Linked DNA regions of Homo sapiens: region 2 is linked to region 1. Evidence: chromatin loops called from intact Hi-C (ENCODE). Cell type or tissue: Caco-2. All regions are shown on one strand.

Evidence for each region. A loop is a pair of places that touch in the nucleus more often than their neighbours do. Peaks named below come from ENCODE experiments on the same cell type or tissue, not always from the same donor. Only the 100,000 strongest peaks of a DNase experiment are listed, where the experiment ranks them.
Region 2: a loop joins it to region 1, with 7 times the contacts of the local background. A loop is called at or near these places in 2 of 110 quality-filtered maps.

What each region holds. Positions count from the first base shown.
Region 1 is chr10:121,607,646-121,615,645 of GRCh38, forward strand. No RefSeq gene overlaps it. Among named protein-coding and RNA genes, the nearest start is that of FGFR2, 13 kb to the left of the region's middle. RefSeq lists a silencer at 1,063-1,302 and an enhancer at 2,903-4,102. In Caco-2, a CTCF peak has its summit at 1,183 (motif pointing left); DNase peaks (open chromatin) are centred at 1,106, 1,474 and 3,376.
Region 2 is chr10:121,687,031-121,695,030 of GRCh38, forward strand. No RefSeq gene overlaps it. Among named protein-coding and RNA genes, the nearest start is that of FGFR2, 93 kb to the left of the region's middle. In Caco-2, no CTCF peak of the experiment used is centred here; a DNase peak (open chromatin) is centred at 3,281.

The sequences.
Region 1 (8,000 bases):
GAAAGCCTAGCAGAAACTGACCTTGGACAACAATTTTGGTGGAAAGGGGTTAATTGGGGACCACTAAATGCTAATACTCAGAAAGGCCGGGGCTGCATCTCCCATCTCTAGATTCCCAGGACCTGGCACTACCTGGCTAGTGGGAGCAGTTTATGGGGCTGTGTTTATACCTTACAGGCTCTTAATAGATGCTTGTTGATTGATGACTGCAACTCAGCCTCCTCCAGCATTTCCTAATTAAAGCATAAGTGCAAAGAGGCACATGTACATAGGTTTGTGTACACAGTGAGCACGGTCTCTTTAGAAGGTGGGGAATAGAAGCCAGTTTAGGACAAAGCTGATTGAGCTGTGTGAGGAAGTTACCTTTCCCTGCAATTACCTCATTTCCACGATGCGTTTCTTTCTCTTTTCTCTTGATTTCTGCCTTTGCTACACTCTTTCCCGAGGGTGTGTCTACTTCTTCCAAATGTGAAAAGAAGTTCACTTTCGCCAGGCACGGTGGCTCACGCCTGTAATCCCAGCACTTTGAGAAGCCAAGGCGGGCGGATTACCTGAGGTCAGGAGTTCGAGACCAGCCTGGCCAACATGGTGACACCCCGGCTCTACTTAAATACAAGAATTAGCCGGGCGTCGTGGCACACGTCTGTAATCCCAGTTACTCGGGAGGCTGAGGCAGAACTGCTTGAGCCCGGGAGACGGAGGTTGCAGTGTGCTGAGATTGCGCCACTGCACTCCAGCCTGGCTGACAGAGTGAGACTGTCTCAAAAAAAAAAAAAAAAAAGAAGAAGTTCACTTTCATAAACCAAAGGGGAGAAAAATGATGCTGCCAGGATCCTGGTAAACTCGGGGAGGGAGTGGAGAATACAGAGCCCCACACATCGTAAAACCACAAACCTAGTAACCCTTTTAGAGTCCCAGAGCTCTCGTATTGTGTCCCCAAGCTGGGGAGAAAGACCATCAAGTGGGGAGCGATTTCTTTAACAGATTTCTAAGAGCAGCGCTGAGCAAAAATTAACTCCTTCGCGGAGGCCGGATGCTGGCCTGGCGCTGGGGCAGCGCCCGGGAAGCAGGTGGCTCCAGGTGAGGGAGGCCGAGGTCCCGGGGCGCCCTTTGTTCTCCGGGTTCTGCGCAGGGAGGAGCGCATCGGGCGCCAGCGCCCCCGTGTGGCCGCGAGCACCGCGCGCGCAAAGCGGGGGCGAGCGCCGCCCGGGGCGTGGGTGACGGGGCTGGCATCAAGGTAGAGGGCGGCCGGGCAGGGAGGAGGGGCAGCCCCGCCAGCGCCGAGCCCAGCCCTGAAGTCGTTTCGGCTGTGCAGATGATGAGCGACCCAGGTCGAGGCGAATCAGGAGCCCAGGTGCTTGCCCAAGCACAGCTGGACGAAATGTCTGTTACCCCGACGGCTGGGGCGCGGGACCTTGCAGGGACGTGGTGCTGCAGCGGCCTCTGCCTGGGCCTGGCGTGCGGCTACCTCAGGCTAATTCTCCATTCGCTGCGTGGATTCGCCCCCGGGAGGCGGCCCCACGTTTCCAGCCTGTGGATCAACAAGGCGGAGAACCACCTTTGCACCCTCGCCGGGAAACCAGCTCCTACCTCCGGCCCCCTGTTGGGCCTTCTGGCCCTGGTGTTCTCTGGCGCTCCTCTCCCACCAAGGCCCGGCAGTCCTAGCTGTGGGCTGTCCTCTCTCTCTCTCTCTTTTTTTTAACCTCTACCTCCCGGGTTCAAGCGATTCTCCTGCCTCAGCCTCCAGAGTAGCTGGGATTATAGGCATGTGCCACCATGCTTGGCTAATTTTTGTATTTTTAGTAGAAACGGGGGTTTCACCATCTTGGCCAGGCTGGCCTCGAAGTCCTGACCTCGTGATGCACCCGCCTCAGTTTCCTAAAGTGCTGGGATTACAGGCCTGCGCTACTGCACCCCTTGGAGCTGTCCTCTCTTGAAAGCCACCACACCTGCTTCCTTCCTAGTCTCACCACAGCTGCCCTGGAGAGGTACCTGCCAGATTTGGGGCAGCCTCCGCCTCTGGTCTCTCCCCTGCCAGTCACCCTGCCCAGAGGTGGGGACCCCTGTCCTGCCCTTTCATCAGGCCAGTGGAAGCTTTGAAGGTTCCACATTTTCAGGAACCATGGCAACGGCCCTCTTAGCACAGAGTGGGTGCTTGGAGGCTGACGTTTATTGGGTGCATACCATGTTCCATGCAACTGGGATTATGGCCTTTAATGGGTGATCACACTTCAATCACAAGCACCCTGTGAGGTAGCACTACTGTGACCCCCATTTTATAAATCGTGCTATGGAAACACTGAGAGCTCATCCAAGGTTACACAGTCGGGAGGGAGGGCTGACCCTGGAGCCTGTGCTATCGCTTATGCTGCCAGCGTCCCCGTGACGGTGATGGGGTAGTGACTTCAGCTGATGAATGGAAACAGAGGCTAAAGGGGCTGATTCTCCTGATCTTCCCAGAGAAGTTGGCTGTCCCATCCAGATGACAATTGTCCCAGTTTTCAGATGTTGACTCCTTTTCTAGTGGGCCTGTGGACAGCAGGCTGCACCCTCTGCTGTCCTATAGTGGCTGAGATCATGGGACCTGGAGTCCAGCTGCCTGCTCTGGGCCTTACATCTGCCCCTCCTCACCACGTTCTCATCTGTAAAATGAAGTCATGCTAATACCCGCTTCACACAATCTGCGCAGATTGAATGGAATACTTCAGGTGAAGTGCTGAGTGCATGGTGAATGATCAATACTTGTCAGCTGGTACTAGTATTTCCAGACCAGAGGCATCCAGACCTCCCTCTGCAGCTCTGTCTAACCCTATCCTACCCCTGACCTTATTACTTGCTACTTCTCTTTGCTGTGTGACCTGGGGTAGGTTACTCGGCTTTTATGAGCTTCTGTGGCCTTATTTGTAGGCTGTGAATATTAGCGGTAATCATCTTCAAAATTCACCCATAATGGTATTGATTTCAGTAGCAGCTTAGGCTGTCCAGGGCAGGGGACTTGCTCACATTCTTCTAAAGTTCTTCTTAGCATCACGTAGAAATTCATTCCAGTGTTGACTCATGACGGTCAGCAAATTCTTCACCTTATCCAACTGAGTTATCTTTTGCTTTAAATTTCTATTTAAAGAAATCCTCTGTATACGAGGAAAGGATCCATTTGTTTTCTTTGTAAAACTCCTCTGTGTGCTTCAAGCAAGCATTAAGATAATGGTTACCCTCATCTCCTCTGAATCAGATAAGACATGACTTCAGAGCACTGCCGAATTGAGCCGATAAAAGTACAGGACACCCAGTTAAACTTGAATTTCAGATGAAAAACAAATAATTGTTTTTAGTATAAATAGGTCCCCACTATCGCATGAACAAATAGTGCATGGGACATACATCTATGAAGATAGTCATTGTGTATTTGAAATCCAGATGTAACCAAGTATGCTGTATTGCATATGGCAATGCTGTGCTGGCTAGAAGCCACACCCACAGGTTGACTAGTCCGGGCAAGTCCAAGGGAAACAATCATTCTTCCAGGAAATCATTGAGAACTAACACCCTTCTCCTTCCCGCCTGTCTATGCCCAAAAACCCCTTTTAGTATTGGGAGGCGCGCCTGACCAGAAATTCTGTCATGTTTTCCTTGGGGTTGGTTTCCAGAGCCACTGTTGTGGCAGCTTGGGCCTGTTTCATAGTGATCAATTTATGTATTGACAGAGCTATTGAATATTTGGTGATAACTGTAATCATCTGTTCTAAGTCTGCGTTTCCTCCTGAATGAAGTAATAACCCCTGGTGTTTAGTCTGCACTATTGGGAGTGATGTATAACACTGTTGGGATGTCAAGTGTATATGACATGTGCAGCTGTGGTCACTTCCCTGGACGGAGTCTTGCTACATGTGGAGCGTCATTTACGCCGCCAAACAGGGCTGCCTGGAGCTAGACAGAGCCAGACAGAGCCGCCATCCATTTTCCAGAGCCCAGAAACCGTGTCACCAGGGAATGATACGACATCGGCCTTCCTGCCCAGGGCTGCTGTGAGGATCTAGGAGAGACTGCCAGCAAAGCCTGAGACGGCCACTGTGTTTCTTCCCCTGCTCTGTCATCCAGTGGGAGCTGGTGGGTGAAATAGAGCCCCTTATCTAAAATGGAGCCGACCAACCTCCTGCTACAGAGGTGCCCACACCATTCACTTTCCTGGCTGTTTCCAGTGCCTGCCCTGCTTCTCTACCTGGCTCTGATTCTCAGAGCCTGTTTGCCTGTTTTCTTTTTTCCTTCCTTCCTTCCTTCCTTCCTTTCCTTTCCTTTTTTCTTTTCTTTCTTTTTCCTTCTTTTTCTTCTTTCTTTCTCTTCCTTCCTTCCTTCTTTTTCTTTCTTTTCTTCTTTCTTTTCTTTTCTCTTTCTTTCTTTCCTTCTTTCTTTCTTTCTTTCCCTTCCTTCCTTCCTTTTTCTTTCTTTTCTTCCTTTCTTGACAGAGTCTCACTCTGTCACCCAAGCTGGTTTGCAATGGCGCCATCTTGGCTCACTGCAGCCTCTGCCTCCAGGGTTCCAGCTATTCCCCTGCCTCAGCCTCCCGAGTTGCTGGGATTACAGGCGCCTGCCACCACGCCTGGCTAATTTTTGTATTTTTAGTAGAGATGGGGTTTTGCCATGTTGGCCAGGCTGGTCTTGAACTCCAGACCTCAAGTCATCCACCCGCCTTGGCCTCTCAAAGTGCTGGGATTACAGGCATGAGCCACCGTGCCCATCAGAGCCTGCTACCTGCTCAAGCCTGGTGGGTTTCCAGCGGTTTCTCATAACCAGCAATTCCTCAGTATCAGCTGTCTGCCATGGGCACCACCCCTGTGCCAACCGAGAGATCACAGATCTCCCTGGCATCCCTCCTTTCCCCTCTGCCAGCTCCCTGTCATGTCACTCTCCTATTTGGACTCAGTTTACCCATCGTCCAAATTTGCCACAAATTCCTTCAGCTTCAGAGAAGTAAGCCACATGGATGTTGGTTTCCCTCAAACTTGGATTCCCACAGCAGCTTCTCCCCTGCCCAGTTCTCAGAACATGGGCAAGGTTGCCAAACCTCGGTGCCCGGGTCTCAGTTGCTGCATCTGTTTTATAGGTGGCATATTTGTTCTCTATCACTGCTATAAGAAATTACCACACATTTAAGGGCTTAAAGAACAACACAAATGTATTATCTCGCAGCTCTGTAGGTCAGAGGTCTGGATGGAGGTGGCTGAAATCAGGGTGTCGGCAGAGCGTCGTTCCTCACTGGAGGCTGTGCGGAAGACTCTGCCTCCAAAGTCATTCACGATGTTGCCAGGATTCAGGTCCTGTGCAGTGAGCTCAGGTCTTGTTTCCTTCCTGGTGGTCAGTGGTGGGTTGGTGGGGTGCTTGCTCAGCTCCCCCACTCCATTTTCAAAGCCAGTAAGGACACATCACATCCCTCTCACTCTCTGAATCTCTCTCCTTCCTCTACCCCATCTCTTCTGCCTCTAGCCAGAGAACGTTCTCCGCTTTTAAGGGCTTATGTGATTAGACTGGGCCCACCTTAATCATCTCCCTATTTTAAAATAACTTCAATTCCATCTGCTAAGTCCCTTTTACTCAATTCTGGGGTAGAGGGCATGGATGTCTTTGGAGGGGGTGTTATTCTGCCTCCTGCAGCTGGGGAAGGATGTTATAGGGTAAAACAAGGTGTGTCCATTTCCCAAAAGGACACAAACCTGGTGGCTTAAAACCACAGGGATTTATTGTCTCACCGTTCTGGAGGCTAGAAGCCCCAAATCGAGTTGTCCATGGGGCTGTGCTCCCTCTGAAGCCTTAGCAAAGAATCCTTTCTCTCCTCCTGCAGCTCCTGGTGACTGCAGCCCTCTCTGGCCCTCCCTGGCGCTCCCTGGCCCTGCTTGGTGCTCTTTGATGCTCCCTGGCCCTCCCTGGCACTCCCTGGTGCTCCCTGGCCATCCCTGGCCCTCCCTGGTGCTCCCTGGCCCTCCCTGATGCTCCCTGGCCCTCCCTGGCGCTCCCTGGCCCTCCCTGGCCCTTCCTGGCGCTCCCTGGCCCTCCCTGGCACTCCCTGGCACTCCCTGGCGTTCCTGGCTTGCTGCTGCAGCACTTCAGTGGCTTCAGTCACACTGCGTTCTCCCTGTGCGTCTAAGTCCACACCTTTCTCTTGATATAAGGACACCAGTCATATTGAATTAGAGCCCACCCTAATGACCTCATCTTAACTTGAGGACATTTGCAAAGATCTTACTTCTTTTTCTTTTTTTTATTTTCTTTTTTTGAGATGAAGTCTCGCTCTGTCACCCAGGCTGGAGTACAGTGGCGTGATCTCAGCTGCAACCTCCGCCTCCTGGGTTCATGCGATTCTCCTGCCTCAGTCTCCTGAGTAGCTGGATTACAGGCATGTGTCACCACACCTGGCTACTTTTTTTTCTGTATTTTTAGTAGAGACAGGGTTTTACCATGTTGGCCAGGCTGGCCTTGAACTCCTGATCTCAAATGATCCACTCGCCTCACCTTGGTCTCAAAGTAAGTCAAAGGTTTTATTTCTTTTTCTTTTCTTTTCTTTTTCTTTCTTTTTTTTTTTTTTCTTTTTTTTTTTGTGAGACAGAGTTTCACTCATGTTGCCCAGGCTGGAGTGCAATGGCGCGATCTCGGCTCACTGCAACCTCCACCTCCCGGGTTCAAGCGATTCTCCTGTCTCGGCCTCCTGAGTAGCTGGGATTACAGGCACAGTCCATCACACCCAGCTAATTTTTGTATTTTTAGTAGAGACGGGGTTTCACCATGTTGGTCAGGCTGATCTCGAGCTCCTGACCTTGTGATCTGCCCACCTGGGCCTCCCAAAGTGCTGGGATTACAGGCGTGAGCCACTGCACCTGGCCCAAAGATCTTATTTCTAAATAAGGTTACATCCATAGATAAGAGGAGTTAGAATGATCACCTGTATATTTTTTTGGCAGGAGAGGAGGACGGTCACAATTGAACCCAAAGCACAGGTAACGCTGGAGAAGCAGTTAGCACAAGGCCTGACCTCTGGCCCACTTAATCTACAGTAGCAGTTGGCAATGCGCAAGTCAAGTCTCTGATGCTGTCTGGGTCCCTGTGGGTATGGACTGGGACAGCAAGTGAATGTGTGATGACAGCTTGAGAAAGCAGGCCTCCTCCCAGCCTCCTTCCTGACTGCCCCTCCTATCTCATGCTCAGCTTCCCTTCCACACCTCTACTCAGCCTGGCCCCCAGCCTGCAGTGCCCGTTCCCTTTTCCCAGCCAATCCAAATCTGCATCCTGGCCATCCTTCAAGTCCCACCTGCTCTGGGAGAGGCCGCCCTCACGTGCTGCACCCATCGGCAAGGTAGGTGATTAAAGATAGGAATGGACTGTACTGCTCAGCTGGCTGGAAACAGAGCCTGTCTATGAGGAAATGCAGAAGGAAGACTCAACTCTGTCAGAGAGAAAGGAAGATAAAGCAAGGTGCTGACTCAGTGGCTGAAAGGTTCGGAAGAAGAGCAATTTTCAGGCAAAAAATTGCACCCCCTGCCTATCTTGGTCCAATAACAATCCTTCTTGTAAACATGAACTGCTCTTCCTAGAAAGAACAACAATAACATCCAAGCACTCTTGCCAAGTTGGCCTTCCAGGGGCCATAATTCTTTGGGATCTGCGTGACATACAAGCCCCTAGGTACTGGCAGCTTACCACCCTTGCGCATTTACTATGTGGGGGCCTGCCTTATAATGAGGAGGAGGAGAGATTTGATAGATTCCATCAGCAGTCCAGAAATCTCACTGGTTTTGTTTTGTTTTGTTTTGTTTTGCACCTCCACATTTAATAAATGCGAACACGTGCAGACACAGAGCAGTCCCCAGCCGCAAGCAGAGTTCAGTGGAGAGTGAGGGCCTCAGCCGTCATTCCGTCGGATGCCTTCCAAACACTTCAGCATGCTGACCTCTCCTCGTTTCCGGAAAAATCCTTAAGCTCACTTCCCCAGGCCAGATGGGAACAGAGCTGGG
Region 2 (8,000 bases), 79 kb after region 1:
GAGCCAGTGCTCTGATTTGCAGCAAAGAAGAGAAGAGAATCCTGGGTGATGGAGGCCAGCCCAGATGCCTCCAGGATGTGGCTTAGGGAGCTTGGTCTTGCCACTGGCCCCTCAATCTCAGGGACTCACGCTCCCTTTTCTCTGAAGGGAGCACAGCAAAGGAATCCATCCCAAACCAAGATGCAAGGCTGAGGAAAGCAAGCTAACAGCCTGGCTTCTCCCTCAGCTCCAGCCCTCATGGCAGATGCTCAACTGCCCCGGGAGCTGGCCAAGACAAACAGCTCAGGGGACTTTCAAAGCAGCCTCTAAAAGCCATGTGCACACAGCACCAGGTTCCTGCGCCTACCCGAAGGTGTGATAACTCTACCCACCACCTGGCTAGATGCCAGTCCCCCACTCCGACTCCCGTTTCCAGAGGTGGGCTTCTCCACGAAGGAATACGATCAGGAATATTAGTTTAGCTGCTGGGGCTAGAATGCTAGAAAGCTTGGGTGGCTAGAAAGAATCGGTGTGTTTTCTTTTTCTTTCCGCTTTGTAGGATGCAAGCTCTGATGAAAGGGGGAACTTTGATCCTGCTCTCACTCAGCCATCCACAGGGAAGGAAAAGCCAAGGAGACACCTAGAGCCAGTAAAGCCGGAGCCTGCCATGGGTGGAACAGAGTCAGCAGAATGCAGGCTCCTCTGGAAGTGGAAAGAGATTGTTGCCTGGGGCTTACTGAACCCTCCAGAAGGTTCCATTTTAAGAACCATCATGCCTTCAGGTTCTGCTTTGGCCCCAGAAGCCCAGAGAAACCCTGGCTGTGCAGTCTTCATTTCAGAGGTTCTCGAGCACTACTAAAATGGCTTGGTTTGACCCACATTTATTGAGTCATTCAGTGTTCACTGAGTGTGTTCTCTGTGTGTAGAGCTTGTTCCTGTGTAGAGGAGGTCCAAACCCAGCACCAGGTCCAGTTCCCCATGAATAGAAGATACTAAATAAGTGTCTGTTGAACACACAAATGAATGAATGAATGAATGGATGAATGAGAGAAACTTTGTCTTCAAGAAATTCACAATCCATTTCGGATGGCCAGACATACACATGAAAGGTTCGTTGCATGAAATATTGTGAAAAGGAGTTTATGGTGAAGAGTCAAAGTCCATATGGATGGCACAAGCTTGTGCAAAAGAGTGATGCTGTTGGTTGACCGAAGAAAAGCTTAGTGAGAGGATTTAACCTTAAAGGACTTGGAAGATGGAATGTGGGGAAGGGATGAGAGAAGGCAGAGGAGAATGCAAACAAGCAGGGCATGTTGGGGAGATAAGAGTGGCACAGTCTGGAGGAGCAGGTGGGGAGAAGAACCACGAGAGATGGCATTAGGAGGACAGCCAGGGCAAGAGAACACAGTGTTCTATCAGTAGGAGACACTTGAAAGGCTTTGGGGTATGCTACAAGACATGCAAAATAGATTTTATGTAGATTATGCTAATGTAATATACAAGATAGACTGGAAAGAGAAAGAAATGGAAGGGAGGAAGCCAGTTGAGGTGACAGTGATGAACTTTGGGCAGGTCTCAGACTCCTTTGAGAACTATAAGCCCTCTCCTCACCAAAATAAATCTATACACACACAAAAGTGTGCATATGATCTCAAGGGGTGTTTTGCAGCCCTAAACCCTATTTATAGACTTCCTAGGATCCTGGCTTCCCTGGGTAAGTACCTCTCTGTGGGAGAATTGCACTTTTCAGAATGCCTCCCTATGTGCCAAGCTGGATTCTTTATAGAGAGTTTTGAGAATGATTTTACATGAGGATTGAAAGAGGCAGAGCAGATACTAAGGCTTTATTTATGCTGAGGGGCTAAGCACAGGATGCTCAGAGAATAATCCACGGCGGGAGCAGTCACCTCAACCGTCAGTGCCTACGAGCAAGGTTGGGGTCCAAACCAGAAACATCACATCATAGCTGGAAACTGAACATACCAAGGGCTCCTCTACCATCAGCCTGAAACCCAGCATGGAGCAACACACTCAGTGACATTGGGTAAAAATATATCACTTTAGTAAAAAGGAGGACGTGATAAGAGTTATGCATTTTAAAAGGCAAAATATTTTCTTTTTGGTATTCCATAAATATCACTCTAGGTAAATACTTTGTCTCAAATGGGATACATGGTTTTTTTTTTTGGCGGGGGAGGGGTACAGGGGTGGTTTTGGTTTTTTTCCTGAATAGCCAAAAAAATCTCTATAGACTTTTGGTTGTGGTTTAACGTGTACTCCCATGTCACAGATGGCACTGGGGAGAATAGTGTAGTATGTGGTGTGCCAAGACACTAATTAGTATGTAAGGATTTACTTGAAAAAGACATGAAATAGTTCATATGTAAACCCACAAAAAATGGGTGAGAAAAGACCAATAAAGTAGAGTTATATACATACAAACACACAGATACAAAGATCAAATGAATCGTGTGCTTGCTTTTTTATTTGATTTTTCCCTTTTTCTTCTGTTTCAGAGGCTTGGGGGCATATCACCTCAGAGAGAAAGAGAAACTCCTACGGGGTTTGAATCGATCATCAAGAAGCTATTTTAGTTTCATCTACTATGAAAGCCTGTGGGGTCTCACCCCTTCTGGATTGCTGAGGAAGGTTGTTCTGAACACGCCGGGGAGTGAGAGAGAGTGAATAGGCAGGAGAACGTCAGGATCTCCAGACTTTTAGACAAGGAGGCCCTGGGGCACAAAAAATAGTCCGAATGCATAAGACCTAGTATTTGCTAGCACAACAGGGTGACTCCCCTCAAAAATGATTGAATCGTACATTTAAAAATCGCTAAAGAGTATAACTGGATTGTTTGCAACACAAATGATAAATGCTTGAGGGGATGGATACTCCATTTACTCTGCTGTGATTATCATGCACTGCACGCCTGTATCAAAATATCTCATAAAACCCATAAATATATCCACCTACTATGTACTCACAAAAATTAAAAATAAAAAATTATATTAAAAAAAGAAGAAAAGGAGGCTCTGACCAGCTGTCTATCGCCTCTCAGGAAATCCAGACAACACTTCAAGAAGAAGAAGCTGTAAAGACAATTTTTAAGAGAAAATCCTTTTCCATAGAGTATTCACAAACTAGGTTTCCACAGCTAGTTTCATGGCAGTACCAGATGCCTTTTCATACAAATGCTTCAGCCAGCAAAACCTTGCGTAAGAGAAGGGGCAGGAGGCCTTTGAAGTTGGTTGTGTTTTTTTGGGTGGCTTGGATTTTTCTGGGTGACTGATTTTCGCATATCCATCTTCTGGTTCTAACTTGGCCTCTACCAAGCCAGTGATTTAGGCTCTACCTTGTTGCTCATTAACTAGGAGGAATGCCTACGGGGCTTAGGTGCTTTCAAGAAAGTTGCCATTGTAACAAACTGATTGATGGTCCTGCTTTTACAGCTCCAACTTGGTTCCATTTGCCCAAAGAAATAGAGGTCGCTCTTATGTACAATGCACTGATTAATCATGGATCCCAAGTGAGAGACAAAAGAATGGGACACCCAGCCACCAAGAGGGTTTCTTCTTTCCCTCCCAGCTCTGGAGCAAAGTCCTAGATAAAACATGGGTAAGGAACCTGAGTTCTTTAGAGGCAGTCTCTAAAGAGAGAAGTCTTTCATTCATGCGTATTTGTATCCAGGCTGTGAGCTGAGAACTCTGTCAATGGTCTTTGCAGATGCAATTCCACGTGGGAGCATCGCTAAAGGATTTTAGAGAGAAGCCACGGGCGATAATATAGAAATCCACACTCTAAAGCAATCGACTGATACAACTGACAGGTAGATAGCATTTAGTTATTACTGGGACGGCTTAAATTTAATACATTCTTCCAGAAAAAAATGAAATATGCTTCTCACCAACAGGAGGAAGTCACTTTACACTTGCTCATCAATATTTTCTTCTTACATTGCCTGATTCCCAATACTTCATCTGTTAAATGTCTTAACTAGCATTTGCAAAGGAAGAAATGAACATGACTTGCTTCTGAGAAAGGAGAGGAGCAAATTCTTTCATAAGCTTTACAGGTCGCTTCTGGGTAAAAATAAAAAGTCCAAGCATAGAAATCAGGTGAGAATCTGGTCAGCCAGGCATGCTGTGTCTATGCGGGGGCTGGCTGAGGTTGCATAACAGAGGGCTATGCGGGACTGATCTTGCTCCCCACTGCTGCTGATGCTCTTTTTTCCATAACTAAAAGGGCTTTTTGAATCTTTCAAAGACATCTTAAGGAGTCTTGCTTACTCCTTTATTCTAACCAAGGGAGCTGAGAAGAAAAATTTCTTCTACTTCTTCCTATTATTTTTTCTAGAGGCAGAGTCTAACTCTGTCGCCCAGGCTGGAATGCAGTGGCACAGTCATAGCTCACTGCAGCCTCAACCTCCTGGGCTCAAGGGATCCTCCCACCTCAGCCTCCTGAGTAGGTGGGACTTCAGGTGTGCATCGCCACGCCTGGCTAATTTTTAAATTTTTTTTATAGACAGGGTCTCACTATGTTGCCCAGGCTTGCCCTCAAGCAGTCCTCCCATCTTAGCCCTCCAAAGTGCTAGGATTACAAACATGAGCCACAGCGCCCAACCTCTATTATTATTATTAAACATCAAGATTTTAAACCTTTGCATTGGCAAGAGTATGGGCCATTTTCTACCTTTATTTATTGGCATTATTAGAAATAGCCTTCGCTTTTGCTTCTTAATCATTAATTTCAATTTTTTTGTTGTTGTTTTTGTTGAGATGGAGTTTCACTCTTGTTGCCCAGGCTGGAGTGCAGTGGCACAATCTCGGCTCACTGCAACCTCCACCTCCCGGGTTCAAGTGATTCTCCTGCCTCAGCCTCCTGAGTAGCTGGGATTACAGGCACCCACTACCACGCCCAGCTAATTTTTGTATTTTTAGTAGAGATGGGGTTTCACCATGTTGGCCAGGCTGGTCTTGAACTCCTGACCTCAGGTGATCCACCCGCCTTAGCCTCCCAAAGTGCTGGGATTACAGGCATGAGCCACTGCACCTGGCCAATTTTAATTTTTTTTAATGAAAAAATGTGGATATTTTAAAAAAAACACAGCATCAATCCCAACCTCGAACCCTAAAGGCAAAACAATCCCACATACAAAACCAATTCTGCCGCAATCACAGTCTCCTACAAGCCCACTTTCCTGTGTGGCACATCCATTGAGGACGGCACTGTTTATCACAGCCTTTAACGCCAGGTATGAAAATCTTGAACAATCGCCTTCGCAGGTGAGCATAAAAACTGCCTGAGCTTGCCACATGTGGACGGGGAAACCAGCACACTGCCAGGTTACTCCTGGAGGGCATTAAATTGCAGAGACGAGTACAAAGGAAGCTTTGCTCAGAGTACAGACCCCAATCTGCTTGTGTTATGTTCTATGCTGTGGACCCTTTACTATTTTTGATTTTTAAAATAAATAGCCCTGAGGGAAAAGCTGGCTTTACATCAACACACAGAAATTTAATTTTAACTTTCATGAATACAGCTATTAACAAACGGTCCCTTTCGGGCAGGAAGGGCTTCTACCAGCAGAGACCTTGTCTGTGACTTCAGCTCATGAGTTTCCAGAACAGTTCGCTGTGTGTGTCTGAGTGTGTGTTTTTTAAAAAGAAAACAACCGTGTACAACATAGCGCCTTTTCTCTCTCTCTCTCATTCGAAAAATTCTTTCCAGCTTACTTAAGATGATAGGAAATCGTATCGCCTTTAAAAAGGGAACTACTGAACCAGAAACTTCCAGTGCTCCAAAATAGAAAAGCATATGGCTACCAACTTGGTGGGGGACATTCCCAGACCATTGCATTGAACATAGACTCCTGATTAGGGAGTGACAGGCCGTAAGGGCAAACTGCAAAAAGATGGTTATAATACTGGCTCCGTGCATGCAGCGGTCACAGGGCACAGCCACAGTGTCGACCAAATGAAACAATGACCAAGAGGGGAGTTTGGGTGGAAGAGCAGTTAATCAGGCTGGTTTGAGTGGACTCAGCAGCATCAATAGCTGGCATGTCAGAAAGGGTACGAGACGCTTTTAAGGAAGCCTGCGCAGTGGAGAGAGCTTCCTCCTTCTCAAAGATATTTTTCCACAACTTTCTCCTACTTTCCATTTTTAAAAAATTTCCTGAGTGGCAGAAAGGAATTTCTCTTTATGTCTTTGATGGGCTTCTACTTTATCAAAAATATTGTTTTTCTACAAAAGGCCGATCTCTTGTGCTGGATCCTACACACTGCCATCCCACCCCTCATTAGACTAGGGGAGTTGTGTCTACTCCAATATCGAAAGTCTTAGGTTTAATTGAAACCTTTGAAAGAATGTGCCCTGAATGGGTTTCAAATTTGGCTCAACCAACAAAGTATTTGCTATAGAATACTTGGATGTGGGGCAGGGTGCAGTGGCTCAAGCCTGTAATCCCAGCACTTTGGGAAGCCAAGGCAGGTGGATCTCTTGAGCCCAGGAGTTCAAGACCAGCCTGGGTAACATAGCGAAACCCTGTCTCTACAAAAAAAATACAAAAAAAAAAAAAAAAAAAGAATAGCCAGGCATTGTGCCGCACACCTGTAGTCCCAGCTACTCAGGAGGCTGAGGCGGGAGGATCACTTGAGCCCAGGAGGTCCGGGCTGCAGTGAGCTATGATCACACCACTGCACTCCAGCCTAAGTGACAGAGTGAGACCTTGTCTCTTAACAAAACACAACAAAACAAAAAAATACTTGAATGTGATCAACACAGGCCCAACAAGAGAGAAGAGACGTCCTTGGCTCCTGCAGTTCATACAATGTACACCACCTGTTCTCCCCTAGAGCCCACCAGCATGGGCAGAAAGCCCTAGCTAGCTAAGCCAAGGACTAGGAATATCACCACTTCCGGTCTCATCCGTGGTCTTTCCTTATGAGCTTGGACAGGTTAATTGACGTCTTTGAGTTCTGATTTAACTTTGCTGCAAAATGCAGACTTCAGAAGTTTCTCTCATGAGTTGAGCTGAGAATGGTATGATTATAATGCAAATATAACACTTCCTTGTAAATGAGAACTTGTGAGAATAATTTCATTGTTTCCAAGACTACTTTGCTTCAACCTGCCTCCCCTCTCCTCCATCTTAGCAGAAAGCCCCAATTCTACCTCAGGATCAGAATGGACTTCCTTTTTCCTTCTTCTCCTCTGTCCCCATCTTGCGAAGATGGCAACATTTCCAAGAGTTTTCACTGACTCATCTGTCGATGTCTAATTTATAACCATGTCGGCATTTCCCTTGCCATGACCATAACATGAAAGTAAGAAATGGTTATGTAAACTACGCTATGCCCCTGCCTCGGTTTCCCCTCTCTAAGGATATATATAAAAGTCCATTTTTTGTGCGTGCACACAGATGCAGCCACTTCTACTGTGGCTCCGGATTCCTTAGAAGATGCTAGGCTCTCTTTTATTTGTACATTTCTTATTACATGAGTCATTTCCGAAGAGCACTAGGTATAATGAGAACAATAGAAGTTGGGTGTGAAATTGTGAGGAAAATGATAGCAATTACTGCATACCCAGATCATAGCTCTGAAAAAATTGCTGAGGACAGGAATTAAGATGATGAAGCTTTTTAAGTCTTCTAAGTACAACTCTTTGAAACCCACTATCTTTTAAAAACATCGTAATGATCTTACAATCATGACTTCAAACAGGTCTTAATGAAACCCACAGAGAAAGGCACGCACAACTTCTCAGTGCTGAGAAGAGGTTCATTTAGAAAATTAATAGAAAGTAGACCAGTCCCTACACGCAGCCATCCTGTTGTGACAATAAATTATTACATTGTTGAAGGCTTTTATAAAATTAGATACCTTGGTAGCAAGGAAAATGAAACCCTTCTCATTTATCGGAAGGATCAGTGGCAACTGAAATAACTCTATCCTGGGAGAGGATTAAATTCTAACCTTTCCAAAAAAAAAAAAAATGTCATTTAAATGAAAAAGCCGATC